Linked DNA regions of Homo sapiens: region 2 is linked to region 1. The links are chromatin loops, found by intact Hi-C in ENCODE. Cell type or tissue: MCF 10A. All regions are shown on one strand. Links, peaks and the distances in the headings refer to the core of each region. The heading gives the core; the rest is flanking DNA.

Evidence for each region. Peaks named below come from ENCODE experiments on the same cell type or tissue, not always from the same donor. Only the 100,000 strongest peaks of a DNase experiment are listed, where the experiment ranks them.
Region 2: a loop joins it to region 1, with 14 times the contacts of the local background. A loop is called at or near these places in 41 of 110 quality-filtered maps.

The regions. Positions count from the first base shown.
Region 1 is chr17:43,841,983-43,852,058 of GRCh38, forward strand. It overlaps CD300LG (CD300 molecule like family member g), which reads left to right and starts at 5,194. Exons shown (of 7, transcript NM_145273.4): 1 at 5,194-5,277; 2 at 6,576-6,911. The coding sequence starts at 5,235. It overlaps LOC107984979 (a long non-coding RNA gene), which reads left to right. Exons shown (of 3, transcript XR_001753057.2): 3 at 4,282-4,493. LOC107985077 (a long non-coding RNA gene) reads right to left here. Exons shown (of 2, transcript XR_001752896.2): 2 at 7,768-8,319. In MCF 10A, for the core only: a CTCF peak has its summit at 4,455 (motif pointing left); a DNase peak (open chromatin) is centred at 4,419.
Region 2 is chr17:43,762,129-43,772,204 of GRCh38, forward strand. It overlaps DUSP3 (dual specificity phosphatase 3), which reads right to left. Exons shown (of 3, transcript NM_004090.4): 3 at 3,997-7,686. The coding sequence ends at 7,481. Among named protein-coding and RNA genes, the nearest start is that of SOST, 8.4 kb to the left of the region's middle. In MCF 10A, for the core only: a CTCF peak has its summit at 4,474 (motif pointing left); a DNase peak (open chromatin) is centred at 4,473.

The DNA.
Region 1 (10,076 bases), core at 3,105-5,604:
AGGGTAGGGAAGCTGCGAGGAGACTAGAGGATGAATGTATGACGGAAAACAAAAAGCATGGTGGTGGTCTACACTGTGCTACAGCAACTAGCAAACTGCAAGATCTCCGTGGCTAAACACAGAAAAGTCTATCTCTTGCTCATTCCAAGTCCGCCGCACGCTTGGTGGCTGTCCAGGGCAGCTGTCTTCCAAGTGGTAGCTCAGGAATCCAAATCTTCCTGTCTTGTGGCTCATTTGTCTTTGCCGGGGACACGTCTTCCCCACTCCTGATGTTTCCTTCCATGAGCAGAGAACCCCACTGGCACAAAACTCTTAGTCTCTCTCCACGCCTCTCTCTACGCCTCTCCACACCTCTCTCTACGCCTCTCCATGCCTCTCCACGCCTCTCTCCACGCCTCTCCACGCCTCTCTCCACGCCTCTCCACGCCTCTCTCTACGCCTCTCCACGCCTCTCCACGCCTCTCTCCACGCCTCTCCACGCCTCTCCACGCCTCTCCCCGCCTCTCTCCACGCCTCTCCACGCCTCTCTCTACGCCTCTCCACCCCTCTCTCCACGCCTCTCCACGCCTCTCTCCACGCCTCTCCACGCCTCTCTCCACGCCTCTCCACGCCTCTCTCCACGCCTCTCCACGCCTCTCCACGCCTCTCTCCACGCCTCTCCACGCCTCTCTCCACGCCTCTCCCCGCCTCTCTCCACGCCTCTCCACGCCTCTCTCCACGCCTCTCCACGCCTCTCTCCACGCCTCTCTCCACGCCTCTCCACGCCTCTCTCCACGCCTCTCCACGCCTCTCTCCACGCCTCTCCACGCCTCTCTCCACGCCTCTCCACGCCTCTCTCCACGCCTCTCCACGCCTCTCTCTACACCTCTCCACGCCTTTCTCCATGCCTCTGCTGATTTGATTGATGAATGTTGAAGGAGGAACAAGGCGTGTGTAACCCGGCTCTCTTCTTCCTTTTCTCTGGTGAGCTGGCCCACCTGCAAAAAGTGTGTGTTCTAAACTGATACACCACACCTCACCCTGAGTATTACGAGGATGGCCCAGCTCCACTGAGGAAAGAAGGACGCAGTTTTACCTGATTCTGGGGTTCAGCATTAGGTTCTGCCCACTGTCCTGTTTCCAAAACCGTGTTACTATGCCTGCATCAAGCTTATCCACCCGCGGCCCACGGGCTGCATGCAGCCAGGATGGCTTTAAATGAAGCCCCAAACAAACTCGTAAGCTTTCTTAAAACATTATGAGATTATTTTTTTAACTCATCAGCTATCACTGGTGTTACTGTATTTTATGTGTGGTCCAAGACAATTCTTCTTCTTGGCCCAGGGAAGCCAAAAGATGGAACACCCTGACCTACATAAACAATAAACATAACTTACACAAAAGTGCACTTATTTGTTCCACAGTTATTCATCATCTAAGACAGCAGTTCTCAACCCAGGGTATTTTTGCCTCTCAGTGGGATGTTTGACAATGCCTGGAGGCTTTTTTTTTTTTTTTTTTTTTGAGACAGAGTCTTGCTCTGTCACCCAGGCTGGAGTGCAGTGGCGTGATCTCAGCTGACTGCAAGCTCCACCTCCCGGGTTCACGCCATTCTCCTGCCTCAGCCTCCCGAGTAGCTGGGACTACAGGTGCCCGCCACCATGCCCAGCTAATTTTTTTGTATTTTATTTTTTTAGAGACGGGGTTTCACCGTGTTAGCCAGGATGGTCTCGATCTCCTGACCTTGTGATCCGCCCACCCCGGCCTCCCAAAGTGCTGGGATTACAGGCGTGAGCCACTGCGCCCGGCCTTTTTTTTTTTTTTTTTTTTTTTGAGACAAGGTCTCACTCCCATCACCCAGGCTGGCGTGCAGTGATGGGATCTCGACTCACTACAGCCTCGACCTCCCATGCTCAGGTGATTCTGTCACCTCAGCCTGTGTGTAGCTGGGACCACAGGTGCACACTGCCATGCTTGGCTAATTTTCTGTATTTTTTGCAGAGACGGGGTTTTGTCATGTTGCCCAGGCTGGTCTCAAACTCCTGGGCTCAAGTGATCCACTCACCTTGGCCTCCCAAAGTGCTGGGATTATAAGCATGAGCCACCTCACCCAGCCTGGAGACATTTTTGATTATCACAACTGGGAAGGGACTACTGGCATCTAGGGGGTACAGCTGGAGATGCTGCTAAACATCCTATAATTCACAGGACAGTCTCCCACAACAAAGAATTATCTAACTTAAAATGTCAACAGTACTGAGGTTGGGGAAACCTTGATCTAAGAGGAGCAAGTGACCCTCTTGGAGCAGCTGAAGTGATTTAGTCCAAGTCCAAACCGAGAGGAATTGGACCAGGGTGGCCATCGAAGACCAAGCAGCTCAGTCCCCTCATCCCTGCCACTGTACCTCTTGGGCACACAGAGGCCTTCCTGAGGATGTGATGAGGCTGTCACGAGCCCAGTGACCTGTCCAGGAGCCCTTGTGCCTCATTGCCTCTCCCAGGTGCAGTGATGGTGGGGCACCTCCCCATGCTTCTGGTGGGAAGCAGGACAAAAATATCCTCTCTTCTCAGATCCCCAGCCCACCACGGAGGTCTGTCTGTTGGCCCCATCTACCCCAGAGTGTGGCCTAAGGTGGAACTAGGTGCGAGGCTCATGCCAGCACCTCACTTTCACCCTTCTCCCCAGCCCTTGCTCCACTTCCCAGTCTGGTGAATCTGTTTCTAATGGAGTTCTTGAGCCAGCCTCCTGGGCTAGGTGTGGGGCTGGGAAATGGAGGGGAAGGACCTTCAAATATGCAGGAAGAGGGTAGGGATCCACTCAACATGCTCTTTATATAAATAAACATTTAATAACACCTCGCTTACTCTCCTAAAATGACAATCATAAATAATATGCCTTCACAAGCACTTACTTCTTTAAAATCACACTATAGTGCCTGAGCTATACTAGGGAGAAAAAATAAAAGGAAAGCAATTTATAACCAAATAACACATATTTCAATCTGTCAGTGCTCAGGTCCCATGACACTAGAAAGCATAATGAAGTGTCAGATGCTCGTCCTTGCATATAATAAATAAGTCTGAATTTAAGAAATGTAGAGGATCAGAAATTATTCTGTGTAAGGACAAAAATAAATAAATAGAAGAGCAAAGATATGCTATCAAATGCTAGAATAAGTATTACTTTAAGGCCGGGCATGGTGGCTCGTGCCTGTAATCCCAGCACTTTGGGAGGCCGACGTGGGAGGATCGCATGAAGCCAGGAGTTTGAGAAAAGCCTGACAACATAACAAGACCCTGTCTCTACTAAAAATAAAAAATTAGCCAGGCAACAGTGGTGCACGCCTGTAGTGCCAGCTACTTGGGAGGCTGAGGTGGGAGGATCACTTCAGCCTGGGAGTTTGAGGCTGCAGTGAGCTGTGATGGCGCCACTGCACTCCAGTTTGGGCAACAAGAGTGAGACCTGTCTCAAAAATAAGTAAATAAACAAATACTTTTTTTTCTTTTTTTAGATAGAATTTCACTCTTGTTGCCTAGGCTGGAGTGCAATGGTGTGATCTCAGCTCACCACAACCTCCACCTTCTGGGTTCAAGCGATTCTCCTGCCTCAGCCTCCCTGAGTAGCTGGGATTACAGGCATACACCACCATGCCTGGCTAATTTTATATTTTTAGTAGAGACTGGGTTTCTCCATGTTGGTCAGGCTGGTCTCAAACTCCCGACTTCAGGTGATCCACCCGCCTCAGCCTCCCAAAGTGCTGGGATGACAGGCGTGAGCCACCATGCTGGGCCATAAATATTTTTTAATCTGTGTTTTTTTAAAACTGCAAAAACAGATCACCTTTTGTAGTCTGTACATGTAAAAGAGAGTCAGGGGCTGAGATCATGGTAACAGTTTTCCCCACCGTGAACAGCTGGCCCTGCCCACTAAATGGCAGCAGTGCTTCGCAGTCATTGTGAAATTAAAACACTTCTCCCCACGTTACTAGACTCACACACACACAATCTTCCCTCCCAGAACCACTGAGTTAATGCTTCAGATATTAACCTGACAAGTCAGTAAAATTCCAACTGAACATTTGGAAGGATATATGCCAAAATATTAATGGTGCTTTTCTAAAGCAGAAGGGGAATTACAAGAAGCACTCCCTTTTTTCTTTCTTTCCTTTTTACGTTCTGTATTGTGTAAAATTTTGCTTACAACCTGTATGAACTTTGCAACCAAACCAAAAAAAAAGTCATTTTTGAAGCCAGTGTGTCAGAGCTCCCAGTAGTGTACATGTTTGTTTTGGTCCTTTCAAGGAGGATTCAAGTCTGCGATGGAGAAACCACCAATTCACTTTTTCAAATGCCAAAACAACTCCGCAGGCGTGGAGGAGACCTATCTTGCAGCGCTGTAGGCCCAAGGCACCAGGGAATCCGGTCCAGCTCAGCCCTACAGCTTTGCTCAGCCCCGTCTGCACCGCCGCCCCGTGGCCAAGGGCAGTACTGCGTCCTCCAAAAGGCAAGGGCGGAGGAGGGGCCAGGGGCCTTGCCCCAGGGGCAAGCTTCTTTCTGTCCCACTGACCACATGGCAGTCTGGTGAAGTTTATGGACCCCTCTCTCAGTATAATGGCGGGTAAATATATAAATAAAATATATATGCTGGAAAGAAAACTAATACTGGTGAGATGATTCTTAAAACTCTTTATAAATGTGTAATATAATAATAGCCGTTTCATTATTGTAAATAACCAGCTCTAGGGGCAGGTCTAGGAACTCATTGTTTTCCAAGCAGTGAGGGGTATACACGACGTTTCGAGATATCCACAACTTGATGTGCCAGTGTCTGTGATTGTAATTGGTAACAAAGTTGCAGGTACTGCTAACAGTACACTCTGAATAAGAGGAAAAGCTAAATATTAGAAGTTGATGAAAGTCAATATGTAACTTTTTCCCATGCGAATTCGACTTACAGACCCCTTAGGGCGCACGGACCACAGGTTAAGGCCCCCTTGAAGGGGCACGAGTTTAGGAGAAACTCTGGTGTGGGTTTTCAGTCCTGGAAGGTGAGCCCTGGGGTAGGCACGCGTGGGCGCTCAGAAAAGGGAAGGCAGAGGCGCCTCCCCGGCTGGGCCTGCGGAGGGATGACCCACACGCCCCTCCCCTCGCTTCCTTGGCCTGGTTTCACGCGACTAGAGAAAGTTAAAGACCCGTGTGACTGAAGAGGAGCTCACAGTTCCCAGCGTCTGCTCCCACGGTGTCCAGCGCCCAGAATGCGGCTTCTGGTCCTGCTATGGGGTTGCCTGCTGCTCCCAGGTGAGATGGGGAGAGGGTCTCGGGAGGGATGTGGGGCTCACCCTTGTGGTCTGCAGGGAAAGGACCTCTTGACTGACTGATAGCCCCACCCCACCTATCCTCAGCCTCCTCAGCCCTAGGGGAGCGGGGCGGGCTGGGGGTGGGGGGAGGTGGGGGTGGCGCCGGGGCCGCACTTGCTGTTTCTGGAACCTAGAGCCAGGTTTTCTCCAGACCTGTGGGTTTCCCCTCATGGCAATGTGGCTGTGAGAGTTGCTTTGCCTCTCTAATCTTAATTTTTCTACCCTGTGCCAAGCCTGGAGGCGGACAAGACACCCCATCTGGTTGCCCTGTTAAACTCAGCAAATATTTGTTGAATTTCGGCTATGCCTCTCCCCACAACCCTGAAAGATGAAGAATTATCACGTTTCATCAATTCTTTTGCTTTCTTTTTCTTTACCTTCTAACACTTAAAATCAGGATAAATCCTACAACTGATGTCAGTTGTTCAGTTGGCAATAGTGAGACCCCATCTCTACAAACAAACAAACAAACAAACAAACAAAATTAGCCAGGCATGGTGGTGCACACTTGTAGTCCTAGCTAGTGGGAGGCTAAGGTGGGAGGATCGCTTGAGCCCCAGAGGTCAAGGCTACAGTGAGCCATGAGCACCATTGCCCTCCAGCCTGGGCAACAGAGTGAGATCCTGTCTAAAAACAAAACAAAACCAGGCACGGTGGCTCACGCCTGTAATCCAAGCTCTTTGGGAGGCTGAGGCGGACGGATCACAAGGTCAGGAGATCAAGACCATCCTGGCTAACACGGTGAAACCCCGTCTCTACTAAAAATACAAAAAATTAGCCGGGCATGGCAGCACGTGGCTGTAGTCCCAGGTACTCAGGAGGCTGAGGCAGGAGAATCACCTGAACCCGGGAGGCAGAAGTTTCAGTGAGCAGACATCGGGCCACTGCACTCCAGCCTGGGCGGCAAAGTGAGACTCCATCTCAAAAACAAACAAACAAACAAACAAAACAAAACAAAACACTCAGAAACCCTGCTGGCTATCTGGCTGTCAGATTCTATCTGAATCTAGAACGCCACCCCTGCACCCCAATTCCTCAATGGGCCAGGGTTAGGGAAACAGCAACAGCCCTGCCCCAAGTTCCCCCAGCGTGGGAGGTTAGTAATGGCTCTTCCAAGGCTGTCCCCAGAAGGGATGACTGAGAAAAGCCTTCCTTCTTCCTCCTAAAATGGAAGCTCTGGCCTTGACCTTGGTACATGGAGCCTGGTTTTTCCAACCTCCACTCCTGCTCTGATTTTAGGTTATGAAGCCCTGGAGGGCCCAGAGGAAATCAGCGGGTTCGAAGGGGACACTGTGTCCCTGCAGTGCACCTACAGGGAAGAGCTGAGGGACCACCGGAAGTACTGGTGCAGGAAGGGTGGGATCCTCTTCTCTCGCTGCTCTGGCACCATCTATGCAGAAGAAGAAGGCCAGGAGACAATGAAGGGCAGGGTGTCCATCCGTGACAGCCGCCAGGAGCTCTCGCTCATTGTGACCCTGTGGAACCTCACCCTGCAAGACGCTGGGGAGTACTGGTGTGGGGTCGAAAAACGGGGCCCCGATGAGTCTTTACTGATCTCTCTGTTCGTCTTTCCAGGTAACAGATATCTCTCCTTCCCCAGGCTGGGGACAGGAGCTGCAGAGGGAAGAGGGAGGGGTGGTGGGGCATAATCCTGGTACCAACATTATGGGCACTGAGTCCTCAGGGAGATCATGCAGGTCAAGCACCGAGCAAGGCTTGGGGCACAGAAGGAGCCGCCTGAGTCTTGGCCATTGTCTCACTCTTGCTGCCCGAGGTCACACCAGTAGTAGATGTCAGAGCAGGACCGGACCCAGATCTGTCCAGGGCTGGGCTCGGCGCCTTTCCTTTCTGCCCAGGTGTGCTGGAGGGAGATTTCCATAGGCTGGGTACAAGATAGACATATCAGGGGATAAAGAAGACTCCTCGCCTGGTGTCAGAGATATTCCTGAGGCCTCCCGAGGCTGGGCCAACCATTGCTGCATTCCAGACCCAGCCCACAGCATCACCCTGGACATGCTGGCCTCGCCCTGCTTGTGCCCTCAACTCTCCCCTCCTGGCCTCCACCTCCCCAGATATTGAAGTCCAGCCACAGGTGCTAGAGTGCCTGGGAACCAGCCTCTGGGTAGGATGCCTGAAGGAGGGATCGTTAAATGCAGGGACACTAGGGGGCCGGGGCTGGAGCTATGGGGCCTGGGTAGGGGATAAAGCACCTCTCTGGGAGCCCAGAACCCCAAGTGGACCTGCTGAGCTAAGGAGAAAGAAGCCAGAGAGGGCCCAGGGGAGTGGGAGCCTTGGTCTGCTGGCCAGTGTGGGCGAGGTACATCTTTGTATCCCCATTTCACGGATGAGGGACTGAGGCTCCAAGAGACTAAGTGATTTGCCCAAGATCTCACAGCAGGAAGTGATGGAACTGGGATTCAAACACAAGTCGTTTCCAGCTTTGATGTCTGCTTTATTCCTCTCCTAGCCCCATAGCTGGGACCTATCCCAATCCCAGGCCCATCCCTACCACCATAGCCCCTATTTTTTTTTTATTCCTTTATCCATGGATCTTTAATTTGAGGAAATAAAGTTAAACTTGCCAAATAGCAGCAGCATCGAACCACATTGAATCTGTTCTTCATTATTTACAAGATTCTCTTATCTCTTCCAATTCTTATCAGTGTTCACATGTCATTTCTACCAGTTATGATCAAGTTCGCTTGTGTTTTAGGTTTACCCTCATTTGTAATTCTTTATTTGTGTATGACATGTGTATTGCTATATTATCGTCCTATATCGGACTCTATTGGCCTCTCTCTGATGGCAGTTGGGATGTTGAAAATGAAGAAGACTGACGACAGTGATGTGCTGGTAAATGTTTAACAGGCTGGGGATGCTGTCATTTTGTGGTGTTTTCCAATTTCTGTGGTGTCCATTTCTGTGGTCCAATTCCCATGGCCAATTTCCAGCCATCGACAGTTTAACACGATCTCACCAACTCCTGAAAAGTTAACAGTGAGCTCTTGTGAGTCAGTGCGAGCCATCTCCAGCACACCATTGAGTATGGTGAACCATGAGAAGAATTTCTAAGAAAGTCAGAAAAAGACAAATGTAGCCACTATCATTTCTTTTCTTTTTATTTATTTATTTTTATTCATTCATTCATTCATTCATTCATTCATTTTTCTGAGATGGGGTCTCACTCTGTCATCCAGACGGGAGTGCAGTGACACAATCTTGGCTCATTACAACCTCTGCCTCCCAGGCTCAAGTAATCCTCCTACCTCAGCCTCCAGAGTAGCTGGGACCACAGGCACAAGTCACTATGCCTGGCTACATTTTGGTTTTTTGTTTTTTTTTTAAGATGTGGTTTCGCCATATTGGCCTGTCTGGTCTCAAACTTCTGGACTCAAGCCATCTGCCTGCCTCAGCCTCTCAAAGTGCTGAGATTACTGGCAGAAGCCACTGTGCCCAGCCAGCCTACTATCATTTTCTTTTATTCATCTTTGCCTGAAGGCCCTAGGCAATGAAATATGCAAGATTAAGAAGTATAAGTCCCGGCATGGTGGCTCACGCCTGTAATCCCAGCACTTTGGGAGGTCAAGGCGGGTGGATCACGAGGTCAGGAGTTCAAGACCAGCCTGGCCAAAATGGTGAAACCCCGTCTCTACTAAAAATATAAAAATTAGCCGGGCATAGTGGCAGGTGCCTGTAATCCCAGCTACTCAGGAGGCTGAGGCAGAGAATTGCTTCAACCCGGGAGGCGGAGGTTGCAGTGAGCCAAGATCGTGCCACTGCACTCCAGCCTGGTCAACAGAGCCAGACTCAGTCTCAAAAAAAAAAAAAAAAAAAAAAAGAAGAAGAAGTATAAATGTTGGAAAGGAAAAGATAAATACTCTGTATTTGCAAAAGATTTGATCATCTACTTAGAAAAATCCAAGAATAAACTGACCTAGTGTTACAGATTGAGTATCCCTAATCCAAAAATGCAAAATACTCCAAAGTCCGAAACTTTTTGTGTGCCAGCATCACACACACAAAGGAAATGCTCACTGGGGCATTTTGGATTTCAGATTCCTGGATTAGGGATGCTGAATCGGCAGATATAATGCAAATATTCTGAAATCTGAAACACTTCTGTTCCCAAGCATTTTTGGATAGGGGATACTCAATCTGTAGAAGAGAAAGTGGTGGAGAAAGAGGGAGAGTCCAGGATGGCACACAGTCAGCAAGGACTGGGGAAGTGACAGATGGACTTGGGGAAGTGGGGACCGGAGTAGCTCCTGGGGAGTTGGTTGCATCAGGCTTCTGCCCACTGTGCTGGGCACAGAGGACAGGAATTTTTTTTTTTTTTTTTTTTTTTTTTGAGACGGAGTCTCGCTCTGTCGCCCAGGCTGGAGTGCAGTGGCGCGATCTCGGCTAATTTTTTGTATTTTTAGTAGAGACAGGGTTTCACGTGTTAGCCAGGATGGTCTCGATCTCCTGACCTTGTGAGCTGCCTGCCTTGGCCTCCCAAGAGGATAGGCATCTTGCCTTTAAGGAGTCTCAGCCTAGCAGGGAGACCCAGTACACAAGAAATTGCAGTGTAAGTGAGCATTAGCGCCACTGGAGGCACGCACAGGGGACTGTGAGTGCACAGAGGAAAAAGAGATTCGCTGCTTCCAGGGAAGACATTACAGAGGAGTTGACCTTGAGCTTGTGCTGAAGGACAGAAAGAAGTGCTTTAGGCAGAGATGGAAAGGAAAGGCATCGCACACA
Region 2 (10,076 bases), core at 3,132-5,631, 80 kb before region 1:
GGGAAGCTAAGGCAAGAGAATCGCTTGAACTCAGGAGGCGGAAGTTGCAGTGAGCTGAGATCGCGCCACTGTGCTCCAGCCTGGGTGACAGAGTGAGACTGTCTCAAAAAAAAAAAAAAAGGTTATATAAATGGAATCAATTAGTATGTAGCCTTTGGGGATTTTTTTTTCACTCAGCATTATTTCCATTATCCAAGTTGTACATATCAGTAACATGTTCCTTTTTCTTTTCTTTTTTTTTTTTTTGGCTGAGTAGTATTCCACAAAGTTTAAAAAAACAAAACAAAACTTTAGAGTTATTTCTGGAAGTGAATGCTGTGTCTGAGGGAGTGTGAAGAGTTTGGTGGTCTGATGAGGGTATTGCAGGGCTGTTTTCCAGAAAAAGCCCAGTCCCCGCCCTCACCTGCAAAATAGAGGCTCCCATAGGTGGTACTTTGATGAGGCTGCCGTAACTAAGTACCACAAATTGGGTGGCATAAACAACAGAAGTCGTCTCACAGAGCTGGAGGTTAGGAGTGCAAGTTCAAGACATTGGCAGAGTTGGTTCCTTCGAGGACAGCGAGGAAGGCCTTTTACCTGCCTTCTGCTGGCTGCTGACAAGCTGTGGCATTCACTGGCTTGCAGAAGTGTCACCCCCAATCCCTGCCTTCATCTTCACATGGTGTTCTCTCTGTGTTCGAATTTTCCCTTTTTTCTAAGGAGGTCAGGCATATTAGATTAGGCCCAGCCTAATGACCTCATCTTAACGAGTTACATCTGTAATAGCCCTATTTCCAAATAAGGTCACATTCTCAGGTACTGTGACTTAGGACTTCAATATATGCATTTGGGAGGAATGCAGTTCAACCCATAAATAAGACTGTCAACACTGGGTTTGGGATGTTGATTTTTTTTTTTTTTTTTTTTTTTTTTTTTGAGACAGAGTCTCGCTCTGTCACCCAGGCGGGAGTGCAGTGGTGTGATCTTGGCTCATATAACCTCCACCTCCTGGGTTCAAGCAGTTCTCCTGCCTCAGCCTCCCGAGTAGCTAGGACTACAGACTCCCGCCACCACACCCAGCTAATTTTTGCATTTTTTTTATTTGTTTTGTAGAGATGGGGTTTCGCCATGTCGGCCAGGCTGGTCTTGAACTCCTGACATCAGGTGTTCCCACAATCCCATAAAGTGCTGGGATTGCAGGCGGGAGCCACCGCACCCAGCCGATTTTTTTAAACATTGAATTTAACAGTTGAAACTTAATTTCCAGAAAAGCTGCTTTTCCATGTGATTATTTACCAGCTTTTGTTTCTGTCGAGTTGCTTCTTCCGATGTTCACTCGCCAAACGTTTAATAAAGCAAGGGGGACACGCACTCCCTCTCCAGGAGCTCGCATACCATGGAAGAAATAATTTCCGCATCCAAACAACTCCACTACCAGATGGAAGGTGATCAATGCCACTGAAAAAAAGGTTCAGATGCTTTTTTCTAAAAAAAACTTTATTTTTTTTCTGGAGCACTTTTAGGTTCACAGCAAAACTGAGTGGATGGTACAGAGATTTCTCATTTATGTCCTGTGCCCACACATGTACAGCTGCCCCCGTTATCAACATCCCGCCACCAGAGTGGTGCATTTGCTATGATTGATGAGCCTACATGACACATCATTATCACCTGAAGTCCATGGTTTACATCACAGCACTAGTGTTGTACATCCTATGGCTTTGGACAAATGTATAATGACATACATCTACCATTATAGTATCATACAGATGGGCAGTATTTTCATTGTCCAAAAAAACTATCTGCTCTGCCTATTCATCCCTCCCCGACTTTCCCCAACCCCTGGCAACCACTGATCTTTTTACTGTACCTTTATTTTTGCCTTTTCCAGGATGTCATATAGAGTTGGAATATACCCATACATAGTCTTTTCAGATTGGCTTCTTTCAGTTAGTAATATTCATTTGGGGTTCCTCCATGTCTTTTCATGGCATGAACAGCTTATTTTTTTTTTTTAGCACTGAGTAATACTCCATCGTCTTGATGTATCACGGTTTATCTAGTCACCTACTGTCATCTACTGAAGGACATCTTGGTTGCTTTCAAGCTCTGGCAATTATTAATAGAGGTGGTATAAACATTTTGTACAGGTTTTTTGTTTTGTTTTGTCTTAAGACGGAGTCTTACTCTGTCTCCCAGGCTGGGGTGCAGTGCCGTGATCTCAGCTCACTGCAACCTCCGCCTCCTGGGTTCAAGTGATTCTCCTGGCTCAGCCTCCCGAGTAGGTGGGATTACAGGTGAGCACCACCACACCTGGCTAATTTTTGTATTTTTAGTAGAGAAGGGGTTTCCCCATGTTGGCCAGTATGGTCTCAAACTCCTAACCTCAAGTGATCTGCCCACCTCAGCCTCCCAAAGTGCTGGGATTACAGGCATGAGCCACCATGCCCAGCTGTGTGCAGGTTTTTATACGAACGTTAAGTTTTCAAATCATTTGAATAAATACCAAGGAGCATGACTGCTGGATTGTGCAATAAAAGTATGTGTAGTTTTGCAAGAAACTAAACTGCAAACTGTCCTCCAAAGTGGCTGTACCATTTTGCATTCCCCACTGAAACAAAGAGTTCCTGTTGTTCCACATCCTCACCAGATGCATTTTTTCAAAAGGACAATTTTCTTATGGGCCTTCAAAGGAGAGAACAATCTCTTTCCCCTGGGGAGGATCTGGGATCCTTATGGTAAGATGTGGCATTTGGACCAGACTTTGAATGACAGGCCAAATTTGGAAAGTATATTATGCTCCTTTGACTCCTTGGGATCATAGAATCTTTGATCTGGAAGGACTCTCAAAGGTCATCCGGTTTCATTCTCTACTTGGTTCTGGAGGAGGCCCCTATCTCTAATTAATGGAAACTGAGGATTCTCCTTATTGGCTGCATTTTAAAACAGATTTTGCTCCCACTTGTAGGTGGTAAAAAGGAAATATCTGGATTAGGAGGGCAAACTTCTGCTTTTAGGCAGTACCCTGCATTGAGGGATGTCCAAATCACCTTGTCTTTATTTACACATCCATACACAATGGAATGCTATGTAGCTGTTAAGATGAAGGGGGTAGAACAATAAAAACAATAACCATAATATAAGCTAAGCAAAACAAACAACAAAGCAGAGATATCTCTGTATATACACACGTATGCACATATGTGTGCTTATATATGCTTGACATTTTCCTTTAAGGATATGATGCTTATGGGGAGACAGATTGAAGGAGCAAGTGACTCACTTTTCCGTATAAGCCTTTTGCATTGTTTAAGTGTATTACTATGTACATATAGTATTATTTTTAATGAAAAATTTTTTAAAAATTATACTTAAAAACTTTTACCTGTTTTATATTTTAGTGCTCTGCCTTAAGATTTTGTGTAGAACCATAAAGATTACATTGTCAGAGTCTTGACAAACAGGAAGCGAGTCCAATTGCTTCATGTGATAGAGGGAATGGGAACCTCGAGAGGCTTTCTCTGCCCAGACTTCTGTCTGGGAGGAAAAGGCAACTACTTTCTCTAAGGTTTTTTATTCAAAGGAACATAGCACCAATAGTGGAATTTAAGGCATCTGGGGGAAGGGGATATGTTTAGGGACTGTTCATTTGCAGGATCACTCAAATCTCAAAATGTCACCCAGTCATCACGTGAGGCTACCTTGAGATGAACACCCTAGTCCCCTGCTTTCTTAGAAGCACAAACCTTACCTCCTTCATTCAGGACCATTATGGCCATTCTACCTAAGAATATTCCTACCAGAACATTTCTGGTACTGGAAAGGTGTTCATCAATATCTACTGCATAAACAGTGCCATCATGGAACCTATAACTAGCTCAGAACGGCTATGTTTTAGATGATTATTTTTAAAAAGTTAGAAATCGCAAATATAAAAGCTAAGCCCAAACAAAAAAAGCTAAGCATAAAAACGTAAAAGAATACCAACTGTGATAAGAAGGACAAAAAAACAATACCTTTGTAATGTAAGACATTTATTTTGGCTAAAGTTCTGGTGTTTTAACACTGATTTGTGATACAACGGACATTAAACTTCCTTTTAAAAAGAAAAAAACAATTTGGTAGCTCTCCCTTTTCTGTCCAGAAAAATTCACTCTTTCATAATCAAATTACCCTAAAATTTGGTGGCGTTAAGAGGCAACAAAAGTTAAGCTTCCAACGAATCTGTTCTCTCAACCGGAAATGTCTTCTATTTCCAATCAGGATAAAACCTTGACTTACTTGCAAGGACTATCACGGTTAGCCCTTCAGTGATTCCTGACACCAGTTCTGTGAAAAAGAAAATTTCCTGCGAGAAAAGCTCATGTCTTCATATTGAAGATCAGTACTTTTTTTTTTTTTTTTCCTTTAAAACAGTAGCATCTTAACTTGTGGCACAAAAGGCACCAACATTCCCTTTCCAAACCATCCATCACCATGGGTGGAAGGCAGCGCCACCTGCTGCCCATCATATTATGGCTCACATACCCATAATTTCCTTGCGGTGCTGAATTCCAAGTGGGGATTATTAGAGACCCCTCAGAGCCAAAAGGGGACCTTAGAGGTCTTCTAGATGAGTCCCCTCATTTGTAGGTGGTGGTTTCTGGATAACTCAGAGTGGCAGGGACACAGACGAGCCTGTGGAAAGGTATACTGCTTTAAGATTGAGAAGAAAACCATTTGGCGCTCTAATTTTGCCTGGATGGTGCTCTGTCAGTCAAAGAAAGGGAACAGGTCTGGGGAGGGGGTAAGGGCACCCTGAGTTCCTGTTCCATCACTTCCCAGGCAGTAGAAGGCTGTCCAGGAACAGCTCCCATCCGCAGCTGGGCATGTGTTGGCTCTTACACAAGAGACTTTAATTTTACTTGAAGAACTAAGAGCTAAATCTTGTTAAGTAAATACGGGGTTTCAGGGGTGAAGGACTATCAAGAAATCCCAAGTTATCAGCATAAAAGTAGTCCCAAAGTAAAGGCAGTAATTCTCCCAATGGCCTTTTCTCCCTCATGCCCCCACAGAGACTTTCGAGAGGTCCTAGTTAGCCAGCCACACCAACCTGCTGTGTTCGCGTAAGTAGCTGTGCCTGTCCCATGGGGTGACCACTGCCTGGTCATGGGAGGGGAGCCCCAGCCCCAGCTCCCTAGCCTTTTCCAGGAGCAGAGCAGAAAGCTCTACTTCGGGGTGCTACATCCCACCTGGAGAAAGAGCTGCACATTCTAGCCTATGAGGGACCCACCCTTTTCACTTGCTTCTCCGGGGCTGGATTGAGGGTAAGTGCAGTACACCTGGAGATCCCAGGGAGCCCCCTTCTTGAGAAAGAGTATCGTATGAAAGAATCCAGCTTCAGGGAGCAGCAAACCCAAAATCTTGCCCAGCTCCACCTTATGGAGCTGGACAACCCTGGGGGCCAGGCCCTTAATCATTCTGAACCTCAGTTCCTTTTTTTTAAAAAAGGTCACAATACAAGAACAAGCTCTACTAACTTTACAGGGTTACTGTGAGGCTCAAGTTAGATTAAGTTGGAAGGCTACCTAGAAGCTGTGCAGTGAGGTACCCAGTTTAGAGGATGGCCATTTCACTTAGGTGGGTTTATCTGGACACCTTTTTCACTATCTGGAGAAGAAGACACATACTGGTTGTTCAGGGCTGCTGTGGTCACAGAGAAAAGCGGACAGCAAATGACCAGGCTGGGCAGGGCTGCTTCTGTGTGATCAGAGACCTTCCCAGCCGGGAGTGAGGCCTTACGCCACACCTGCCTCTCCGTGTCCCAGCCAGGAGCTCCTGGCCAACTCTGAAAAAGGCACATTCCCTACCTTGGCATATTAACACTGCCTGAATTTAAATGTAAAACTGAGTTGTAAATAGTCAACAAAAGTCCCTGATATTTCTTTCGTTTTAGGTAAGACTCCTTCACAAGGCCTTGCGAGTGATCCTACCATGAATTCAGTCTTCTGGGAGCGTGACACACCCACCAGAACAATGCCCTATATATATTTGGTGCTCAAAAAGTGTTTACTTTCTTAAACTTTTATCAGACACCTATGTGCAAGGTGCTGGGGGCATGGCTGAGGACCTTCTCTTTGCCCAGAGTGACCCTGAAGATAAATAGCATCACAATCACTTTCCATAATAACAATAACGTAAAATCCTAACAAGACTGTATTTAAAACAAAACTCTTATATTCTGGCAAATGTGCATACACATGTGAGGGCTGGTGCATTCCAATATCATCCTTAGAAAGTCTTTTGAAAGGTTTATCGTGTTTGGGTTTTTTTGCTCTACCACCAATAAAGGATCCATTTGGACACTCCGCCATGTCTCATGTCTGCCTGGCTGAGTCACTTCAGGGATCCCGTGCTGGCACCAGAGAGCTGTAAGAGCCACCTGCAATGGGCAGGGTGTGTGCCTGGGACCTTTCACTTCCCTGCTTGTCTTCTGGCCGCGTTTCTGAGAGGCACGCCCCCCACACACATCCATGCACACACGCTGTAATTGGCCAACTTCCTCCTTCTGTTCTTGGAATAGCAACCGAGACAAAAAGCAGTTAGCACGAGTGGCTTGGGCTTGCCAACACTACAATTCAGGACAAAACCCTTGTAATTCTCCAAATGGTGGGGTTTTTAAATAGGTTGGACTTCAACTCCCTGTTTTCTAAAAAAGAAAAAAAAAAAAGCATGCCCAAGGCATCACTCTTCTCAAAAACGAAGTGACTGAGATAAGATCGAAGGGAAATATTCCAGAGCAGCAGATTCTGAACTCAAGGCTTCCAAAGATTCACATTTTGAAAACTCTATGGATTTAGGAGGGTTCTCCAGGTTTGCCCACAAGGCCTCTTTGTGTAGGGACCATTCATCCTAAGGAAATCATTCAAATGCAGCCTTGCTGTGGGAATCTCCATCCACTAATAACTGACGGACACCCCCACCCCAGCTTCGGACCTCAAGACGTGAGAGGGCTGCCTATGCACAGGGTGTGGAAGGCTGTGGGGACAGTGCAGGGCACAGACGTGGTGGGGAGAGTGGCCTGCATTTGCATAGTTCCTTTACTAGGGCTCAAGGTGTTGAGGTCCACACTCAAGAGAGGATTCGGGAGTTGGGGAAGGGAGGTCATGAGGGACCTCTGTGAGCATCTTAGGCCTTACACTTCCACACACCTCCTGCCGTGGGCCATCGGGAAGCATGCAGGCCACAGGCCTTCCCCCTCTGAGCCCCCATCTCAGGGAAAAGACATCATAAGTTACAGAAACAGGACAACTGGGGAGCAAGGACGCCCCCCTTGGCAAGCTTCTTTATGTGCTCCCCAGGGTGGGGAAAGTGGCCCAGGACTGTGTTGGGACACACTTGTAGACAAGTGCCTTGTGATGCTGGGAGCAGGGTACAGTGTGTTTCCTAAACATGGCAGCTCGGGACACCTTTGCCCACGGCCTCCCCCACGGACCTCTCGAGCAGAGGTGGTGGGGGTGCCCTAGGGTTTCAACTTCCCCTCCTTGGCTAGTCTGTCATTGAGCTGGCAGAGCTGGGCCAGGAAGCCATCGTTGGGGCCGATCTCACGGTTCTGCCTCACGATGCTCAGGGCAGACTTGACGTCCATCTTCTGCCGCATCATGAGGTAGGCGATAACTAGCGTTGGGGAGCGGCTATAACCTTCCCGGCAGTGGACGAGCACCCGGCCTGTAAGAAACAGGGGAGACGTGGTGAGCTGGGGGCGTCCCATCACACCATGGCGTTGGTCAAGACTCTTCCGTGAAGTGCCACTTAAAAGCACAATGTCACGCCACTGTGTGCCTGTCAGAATGGCTAAAATGAAAAGGATGGAAAACCCAAAGTGCTGGTGAAGATATGGGGCAACTGGAACTCTTCTGCGTGGCTGGGGGAGGTGAGGCGTGAATTGGCACAACCACTTTGGAAAGCTGTGCGGCACGGCGGTATCTCCTCAAGCTGAACACGTGCATCCCCTCTGGCCCAGCAATCCCACTCCCAGGCCCAGGTCCAATAGAGATACGCATTCACATTCACGAACATGGGCCAGAATGTTCACAGGCAACACTGCACATCATGGCCCACAGTTAGAAACCCCCAAAGGCCCATCCACAGTAGAAAGGACAAATACAAAGAATGACCAGACTGCCACTTAGCAGAAGCAACACGGAGGCAGCACACACATATGAGGTGGATGAGCCCACAGAGTAGGAAAGCGGGCAAAACCATCTGTGCTGTCAGAAGCCTGCAAGGGGCTGGGCACAGTGGCTCACGCCTGTAATCCCAGCACTTTGGGAGGCCAAGGCAACTGGATCACAAGGTCAGGAGTTCGAGACCAGACTGGCCAACATAGTGAAATCCCGTCTTTACTAAAGATACAAAAAAATAGCTGGGTGTGGTGGCGCGAGCCTATAATCCCAGCTACTCAGGAGGCTGAGGCCAGAGAATTGCTTGAACCCAGGAGGCAGAGGTTGCGGTGAGGTGAGATTGTGCTGAGATTGTGCTCCAGCCTGGGTGACAGAGCGAGACTCTGTCTCAAAAAAAAAAAGAAGCCCGCGTGGCAGAGGCCCTGGGAGCTGGGGATGGGGGTGGTGGAGCATAGAGACTGGGGGTGCTTTCCAGGGTGCTGGTAGTGTTTTGTTTCTTTTTTTTTGAGATGGAGTTTCCTTCTTGTTGCCCAGGCTGGAGTGCAGTGGCGCGATCTCGGCTCACTTCAGCCTCCGCCTCCCGGGTTCAAGCAATTCTCCTGCCTCAGCCTCCTGAGTAGCTGGGACTACAGGCGCATGCCACCATGCCCAGCTAATTTTTTTGTATCTTTTAGTAGAGGTGGGGTTATTTTAATATAGTGTGTGTGTGCGTGTATATATATGTGTGTGTGTGTGTGTGTGTGTGTGTGTGTATGTGTGTGTATATATATATATATAAATAGACACCATCTCTCAATATCCACAGGGCAGATTGGCTCCAGGACCTCCTGCCGATACCCAAATCCACAGATGCTCAAGTCCCTGATTATAAAATGACATCATATATGCAAATAACCTCTGCACAGCACATCCTCCCCTATACTTTAAATCATCTCCAGATGACTTATGATACCCAAGACAATGTAAACATTTATTAGATTATATCATCTAGAGAATAATGACAAGAAAAAAAATCTGTACATGTTCAGTACAGACATAACATCTTTTTATGTTGTTTTTAATATTTTTCAGACTGAGGTTAGTTGAATCCACAGATGTGGAACCCACGGATATGGAGGACCGACTGTATATTCTATTGGTTCTGTTTTTTCTAGAGAATCCTGACCAATACACTGGTTATTAACTCATGATCCACCTAACCTCAAGGTGCCTCAGTTTTCTTATCTGGCCAATAGTACCCATTGCACAAGGTGGTTAGATTAAAGGAGAGGACACATGAATCCTCTAGGTTAGCACCTGGCATCCATGTGCACTCAATAAATGTTACCCAATACTGGGCATCCTCTGGTAGCACCTAGTACACCCTCAACTACAGCAGCCCTGGTCCTGTGTCATTGCCAGACATGCGCAGATTGACTTTTCTCTCCCAGAGGACGAATTCTTTAAGAGCAAGAAATGGCCGGACACGGTGGCTCACACCTATAATCCCAACACTTTGGGAGGTCGAGGTGGGCGGATCCCCTGAAGTCAGGAGTTCGAGACCATCCTGGCCAACATGGCGAAACCCCGTTTCTACTAAAAATACAAAAAATTAGCTGGGCATGGTGGCACATGCCTGTAATCCCAGCTACTCAGAAAGCTGAGGCAGGAGAATCACTTGAACCTGGGAGGTGGAGGGTGCAGTGAGCTGAGATTGAGCCACTGTACTCCAGCCTGGGTGACAAGAGCGAGACTCCGTCTCAAAAAAAAAAAAAAAAAAAGGCAAGAAATGTGGGGCATTGATTTTTGGATGCGTTACAATCTCTAGCATACACTATGTGCTCAATAAATATTTGCTGACTAGCTGAGTGAATTATTACCTACTAACACCTCTATAAGGCCATTGTTTGGCAAGGAATCTGCTAGCCCAGAGTCCAACAGAGTCTCTTCTGCTCC